2 separate regions of the Homo sapiens genome follow, and region 2 is linked to region 1. The links are chromatin contacts, found by Hi-C in ENCODE. All regions are on one chromosome and are shown on one strand. The core of a region is the stretch at or near the end of the contact, and the rest is flanking DNA. Distances in the headings are between cores, read along the strand shown.

Region 1 (3,480 bases), core at 342-2,841:
AGGCTGGTGTGCAGTGGCGTGATCTCAGTTCACTGCAACCTCCGCCTCCCCGGTTCAAGCGATTCTCCTGCCTCAGCCTCCCAAGTAGCCGGGATTACAGGCGCCCGCCACCACGCCTAGCTAATTTTTGTATTTTTAGTATAGATGGGGTTTCACCATGTTGGTCAGGCTGGTCTCGAACTCCTGACCTCAGGTGATCCGCCCGTCTCGGCCTCCCAAAGTGCTGAGACTGCAGGCGTGAGCCACCGCGCCTGGCCTAAATGTTTACTATTATTATAACCGGACTCAGAAACTCTGGGTTTGAGTCCTAGCTCTACCAATGGCTGTTAATGTTTGGGCAAACCTCTGCACCTATCTGAGTCTCCTCCCCCATCTGAAATTGGATATAATAAAGCTGTCTTTACAGGGTGGCTGTGAAAGAAGATGCCTGAAAGGGATCTGAAAAATGTTAAGTATTGCACGAATGAATGATATTATAGCCCCTTCCGCCCCAGCCTATAATAAAAACGTAAAAGCTGATATCAGATTTTTTTCTATATTACAGGCATTGTACTTAGTACTTTACAGGCACATTCCTGCAATCGTCAAAACAACTTTAGGAGGTTGGGCACTGTTATTATCCCAACTTTGCAGACAAAAAACGATATCACGCTTGAGCCCAGGAGGTCGAGGCTGCAGTGAGCCATGTTCGCGGCACTGTACTCCAACCTGGGCGAGAGAGTGAGACCCTGTCTCAAAAACAAAAAGAAAAAAAAAAACGATCTCAGAGAGATGAAGCCTGTGATTTGCTCAAAGTCACACAGTAATGTAAGCAGTATAGCAAATAATATAAGATTCCAAAGCCCAAGGTAGTAAAAAGAGGATTATAGACGTGGTGGAACCTGTTGGCTGCGGGGCAAATGACTGACCTGTAACTGTCAGGGATTTATGGAGGGAAATGAGTGCCTAACAAAAATCCTCGTTTAGTGGGAGAGAGGTTGTTGGGTAATGACTGACTTGTAGCTGGAAGAAATCATCGGATTTTTATTCTTTTATTAAAGAAAAAAAATTTGAAATGCCTTCCATGTGCCAAGCACTGTGTCAGGTGGGAGATGACAGCTTGGTGAAACCTCTGTCAGGCTGTCTTCCTCCGCTTTCTCTATCCCTGGGTTTCCCCCTGCCTAAAAAGGATTTTGTGCTTCGTGGCTTGTCCAGGCAAGCAGGCCGTCGCGGGACCTAGACCGAGACAGTGAGTCTCTCTTTCTCCCGGGCCTCCCTTCTGTTTCCTGGGCTGCAGGGGAGCAGGAAATCTGGGGCGAGATTCCCGCCGCGGACGCGCACTGCCGAAGCCTGGTCCCTCGACCTGTCCCTGCCCAGCGCGGGGGCGCAACCGCCACGCCTCCTCACCCCTCCCTCCGGCTGCACGAATAATGACAACAGCCGCCCCTCCCACCTTTGGCGTCACGTTCAAAACAATCCTTTGACTACAACTCCCAGAAGGCCGAGCGGCTTAGCGAGTGCACCCGCTCTCGGCTGCTCCGGCAAACTACACATCCCAAAGGGCAGCGCGCGACCGCGTGTCCTTTCACAGCGCAAGTGCGGAACTGCGTTTGTTTCCGGCGTGGGTCCGGGCAAGAACCGCTTGTAGTTTGGTTTAAATTCTGCACGGGAGGACCTTCTGAGTTTACCTGTTGGGCTCCTGGCTGCGCAGGTGAGTTAAAAAAAGGGCAGGAACACAACTGTCACCTCCTTGGGGTCTGGGGACATTTTGGTGTCTGGGGAGATTTTGGTGTCTTGGGGAGATTTTGGTGTCTGGGAAGGTTGGGACAAATGCTGGAGCTAGAGCTGCAGTCCAGGATCAGAAATAATTCATATCGTTTCCTTGCCGTTTTCTAGTTTACGAAGTGCTTTTTTTTCCTCCCACAATTCCTGTAAACCCCAAGAACAACACTGTATTTGAGGAAGTGTAAGTGCTTCCAGTCGACAGCTTCAAAGGTTCAGAGAAGTTAAGTGATTGTCTAAAGACACTACTAGTAGTTACAGAGACGAGGATTAGGCTGTTTTCTGAGTTCAGACCCGGTGTGCTCTGCTTTGCATCCGTATTTCAGACGCCCTTTCCTGTTGACTAGGATGATTGGGGTCAGGGCATCTGTTACCTTCTCAAGTTTGGAGTTTACCAATAGAGTGATGGAGGGTGATATAATTAAATCTTCTGTCAGTCTGTAGGTATGGTTTTTCTCTGATGTCTGAGACATTAATTCACTCAATGTATTGAGGTGCCTACAGTCTGTCAAGCTGTATTCTAAGCAGTATATAGTATCAAACAAAAATGCCTAAGTCTTACATTTTGGGGTGGAGGAGGCGGGGAAGACACAATATATAGTGAGACCGATGGTGATAAGAAATATGGAGAGAATTAAAGCAAGGTAAGGGGAAACATTCATTGTATGTTTTTATTATTTATTTATTTATTTGTTTATTTTATTTTATTTTTTTTTGAGACAGAGCCTTGGTCTGTCACCCAGGCGGGAGTACAGTGGCATGATCTCGCCTCACTGCAACCCTGCAACCTCCACCTCCTGGGTTCAAGCGATTCTCCTGACTCAGTCTCCTGAGTAGCTGGGACTACAGGCGCCCACCATTATGCCTGGCTAATTTTTGTATTTTTTAGTAAATACTGAGATTTCACCATGTTGGCCAAGCTGGTCTTGAACTCCTGACCTCAGGTGATCCACCCACCTTGGCCTCCCAAAGTGCTGGGATTACAGGCGTGAGCCACCAGGCCTGGCCAATATTTGCATTTTTTCTACAGACGGGGTTTCACCATGTTGCCCAGGCTGGTCTTGTACTTCTGAGCTCAGGGGATCTGCCCAACTCAGCGCCCCAAAGTGCTGAAATTACAGGCCTAAGCCACTGTGCCTGGCCCATTGGATGATTTTTTTTTTTTTTTTTGAGATGGAGTCTTGCTCTGTTGCCCAGGCTAGCATGCAGTGGCACAATCTCGGGTCACTGCAGCCTCTGCCACCTGGGTTCAAGCGATTCTCCTGCCTTGGCCTCCCAAAGAGCTGGGATTACAGGCACCCTCCACCATGCCCGGCTAATTTTTTTTTTGTATGTTTAGTAGAGACAGGGTTTCACCATGTTGGCCAGGCTAGTCTTGAACTCCTGACCTCAAGTGATCCAGCCACCTCGGCTTCCCAAAGTGCTGGGATTACAGGCGTGAGCCACCATGCCTGGCCCCATTGGATGTTTTTGTAACAGAAGACTGACTTATAATTAGATCTGATATTTAATTTGTGTTCTAGGCACAGCAGCTACACAGAAGAGATGGGAGAAGAGGCTAATGATGACAAGAAGCCAACCACTAAATTTGAACTAGAGCGAGAAACAGAACTTCGCTTTGAGGTGGAGGCATCTCAGTCAGTTCAGTTGGAGTTGTTGACTGGCATGGCAGAGATCTTTGGCACAGAGCTGACCCGAAACAAGAAATTCACCTTTGAT
Region 2 (3,923 bases), core at 949-3,448, 3.7 Mb after region 1:
CTGAAGTGAGCCGAGATCGCACCACTGCACTCTAGCCTGGGCGACAGAGCTAGACTCTGTCTCAAAAACAAAACAAAACAAAAAAACCGTGAAAACTGCAATGCAAATGCTTGAAAATATCCTCTCATTTGTTCTAAGGGCAGGCTGGGCTGTGATCCCAGGGTGTGCTCACTTTGCAGAGCCCCATTCTAAGGGAGCAGTCAGCAAGCTCTTCTGTAAAGGTCCAGGTAGTAAATATTCTAGGCTTTGTAGAGCACATGGTCTGTCACAACTATGTCATCAACTCTGCCCATGCAAGAGCAGCCACATAAACATCTTAACAAATGAGCACCACGGCTGTGTTCCAGTAATATTTATTTATGGACACTGAAGTCTGAGTTTCACATAATTTTCACGTCACAAGATATTATTAACTTCTTGCGAAAAAGGATTCTCCCGGCTGAGCTAAAACAGGTCACATCCAGGGGTAAGAAATGCTAGTTCCCATCCAGCCCTTAGTCTTAGAAAAAGGCTCTACGCAGGCTGGGCGCGGTAGCTCACGCCTGTAATCCCAGCACTTTGGGAAGCCGAGGCGGGCGGATCACATGAGGTCAGGAGTTCGAGACCAGCCTGACCAACATGGAGAAACCCCGTCTCTACTAAAAATACAAAAATTAGCCGGGCGCGGTAGCGGGCGCCTGTAATCCCAGCTACTTGGGAGGCTGAGGCAGGGGAATCGCTTGAACCCGGGAGGCGGAGGTTGCAGTGAGCCGAGATCGTGCCACTGCATTCCAGCCTGGGCGACAGAGTGAGACTCTGTCTCAGAAAAAAAAAAAAGAAAGAAAAAGAAAAAGGCTCTACTCCAAACTCTTGCAGTGTTACTTTTATAATTTAGAACTACAAATAAATGAAGGGGTAGAAAATCAGTTTGTTGCTCTCCCTCCCCGATGGACTGGGGGACTTCAAGAATCTTGAGGACCAGATTTAGGATACAAGCCCTAAACCCTCATCTTACAAATCAAAAACACTGTGACACTGGGGCCCAAAACAAGAAAATGACTTAGCCAAGGTAAGTGGCCGAGCTGGTACAGGAATTCGGGTCCACTCCCTCTCAGCTCTGAGGATTCCTTATTCTCAAAGGTAGCTTCTGTTAAAGTCGGAACATGAGGAGTGAAGGGCTCAATATTCCTGCCAAGGAGGTAGGTGAACAAGTTACCCCTTAGCACCGGAATAATTATAGACCCCGACTTCAGGCTGTGCCTAGGTCCGGCTCAGGTGTCCAAAGAACCGTTCCAGGCACCCGAGGGGTGATCCCTGACTCCTCTGCTGGGTGCTCGTGCCAGCTAACAATGGGTGAAAATTGGGGTGAGGAGCTCCAGGTGCTTTCTGCGTCCTCTGAAGAGCTTTCGTGCCTTTATAACCACCGCGTTGGAAGGAAGAGCGCGGAGAAAGGTGCCCACTTTCTAAAAGAGAAAATTGAGGCCGAGCAAGGGGATCGCGACAGTGCGAAGCGAGATAGCAGCGGAACCAGCATTCGAACCCAGGTCCCTGAACTCCCAGCCCCGGGATCCTTCTCACCCCTAACCACAGTGGGACGAAGTGAGGCCGGGATCTCCGGAACCCGCCTCTCGCTACCAGGCGCCGGAGCTGCCGCTCCCGAGGTTCCTAGGAGATGCAGAAGACACTGCCCTGAATGCCTACAGCCGGCTGGCAATGCCGCCCCAGAGCAGAGCGGCGGGTGCCGCCTCGCCTTCTTATAGGCTCGCAGCACTTCCAGTCGCGCGCGAGGCCTCCTGGGAAGTGAAGTCCGGAGACCAGGGGTGGCCGGCTCCCAGCGCGCCAAGCTGCTAACCCCCTAACTCCCGTTCCTCCTCGGCGTTTCTTCTCCAAGTCCGAAGTCAGGGTCCAGGACTGCTGCGATGCATCAGCCCCGCCTCTCATCCCCCATCCAGAGGAGGCGGAAATGTTCAGGTGAACGCGAAGCCTCCCACTACGAGCCGGCCCTCAGCAAGGCCGTGCGCAGTGTGGGCGGGAGCCCTAAGTCAGCTAGCGGCGACGCTGGGAGGGCCCGGAGCAGGCCGGGCCCCGAACAGCGAAAGCTCCAACATGGCGGCCAGACTGGCCATAGAGCGGGAAGAGAAAGCCGGGGACTAGCAGGCCGCACGGCGCAGACGGGGCCCGCCTCCTCCATTTACTTCCGGAATTTAAAGCCGGCTTCCGGAAGCCGGGACGATGTCCGCATGACAACCGACGTTGGAGTTTGGAGGTGAGAGTGATTGACGAGGAGTGGGTTAAGTGACCAGAAGTCAGAATTTTTGGTGCTGTTGTTTTGGGCTTGGGTTTTATGCTTTGTTGTTGTTTGCCAAGGAAGCCTCGTTTTTAAGTGGATTGGGAAGCGTGAGGAATACTGCCCTAGGTACAAAGGGAAGGCGGCAGGTAGCGGTGGACGAATTAAAGAGCTTCATGAGCTTGTGAGTCTCCACTGCCCTAAACTGGAGGGGATCGTCGTACGTAGAGACAGGCATGGGCGTTTCTGCATAACGGATCCTCAAAACAGCCCTGGATGGTGGCCTATGAGTAGTGGTTAAGAGCACGGGTTTGGCGTCACAGTTATGAAGCCGGGTTCTGCTGACTTGAGACCTGGAGGAATGCCTTGAGCTCTGACTTCTGTGTCCTTTCCTGTAGAATAGGAATAATTCCCACCTTGCAGACTTGTAGGGAGGATTAAAGGAAACGATCTTGGTTGACAAGTTTATCGTGGTGTGAGTACCTAGGTAGTAGCTATCAGTGTTATTTAATGCGGCCGGGCGCAGTGGCTCACGCCTGTAATCCCAGCACTTTGGGAGGCCGAGGCGGGAGGATCACGAGGTCAGGAGATCGAGACCATCCTGGCTAACATGGTGAAACCCCGTCTCTACTAAAAATACAAAAAATTAGCCAGGCGTGGTGGCACGCACCTGTAGTCCCAGCTACTTGGGAGGCTGAGGCAGGAGAATCGCTTGAACCCGAGAGGCGGAGGTTGCAGTGAGCCAAGATCATGCCACTGCACTCCAGCCTGGCGACAGAGCGAGACACTCTCTCTCTCTCTAAAATTTAATGAATGAGGAAACCGCGAACATATGTCCAATAAGGTGGGACTTCACCAGCTGAGGTGGAGGAGGTGCCTTAACCTTCCGGAGCCTCTGTGTAAAATGGGGATAATATACATTGTAATGGCTACTTCTCAAGATGGTTGTAGGATTACGTAAGGTTAGAAATATGAAAAGAGCTTATAAATTGCAAAACATTTTACCGATGCTAATTTAATCGCTAACACTCCAGAGCATTTTGAAATTTCTTTATAGATTTGGCACAGCAGCGGGTCATAGGACACCCCCAGAGCAACTTGTGGGTCTTGGAATAGATGAAAAGAAACAACTGCCACTGTGTTGCAACCATAACCCTAAAGATAAAGCTTTCCAGGAGACCCCTGTTTCCTCTCTGCTTTTTCTGCCTAGGGCACTTCACACTTCTTTGCTGGCATTTTTCCTGCCTAGTTAAATACTAGTCTATCAATTATGTAAGAGACAGCTTAGTCCAGTAGTTAAGAGCACAGACTGTGGACCCGTGCAGCCTGCATCTGAATACTAGCTCTGCCACTTACTAACGACGTGACCTTGGACAAATTATTTTACCTCTCTTGGCCTCAAATTTCTCATCTGTAAAATGGGGAAGGTAATAATGTATTATGTCATCTACCTTGTGAGGTTTAAATAATGTTAGTGCTTGTAGAACACTCCCTGGCACATTGTAAGCAATGTATAAGGATTTGCTGCCATTTTTGTTACCACCGCTACTACATGACCAGGCAGTCATTCTTCTCAGTAATACTACTAGATTCCTTTGGTTAGAGACAGCTCTGCATTGAGAAGATTCCAGGCATGGAGAAAAGCTGGTGAAGGTCC

The links. A loop is a pair of places that touch in the nucleus more often than their neighbours do. Pooled maps may share reads with other maps.
Region 2: a pooled map shows a loop between it and region 1 (15-fold over the local background). The contact joins the promoter of TMEM138 here to the promoter of CLP1 in region 1. A Hi-C loop is called at or near these places in 5 of 50 pooled maps.

What each region holds. Positions count from the first base shown.
Region 1 is chr11:57,656,171-57,659,650 of GRCh38, forward strand. It overlaps CLP1 (cleavage factor polyribonucleotide kinase subunit 1), which reads left to right and starts at 1,592. Exons shown (of 3, transcript NM_006831.3): 1 at 1,592-1,690; 2 at 3,285-3,480. The coding sequence starts at 3,307. RefSeq lists an enhancer at 1,066-1,235.
Region 2 is chr11:61,360,176-61,364,098 of GRCh38, forward strand. It overlaps TMEM138 (transmembrane protein 138), which reads left to right and starts at 2,199. Exons shown (of 5, transcript NM_016464.5): 1 at 2,199-2,245. CYB561A3 (cytochrome b561 family member A3) reads right to left here and starts at 1,707. Exons shown (of 7, transcript NM_153611.6): 1 at 1,558-1,707. RefSeq lists enhancers at 1,258-1,477, 1,596-2,317, 1,728-2,217.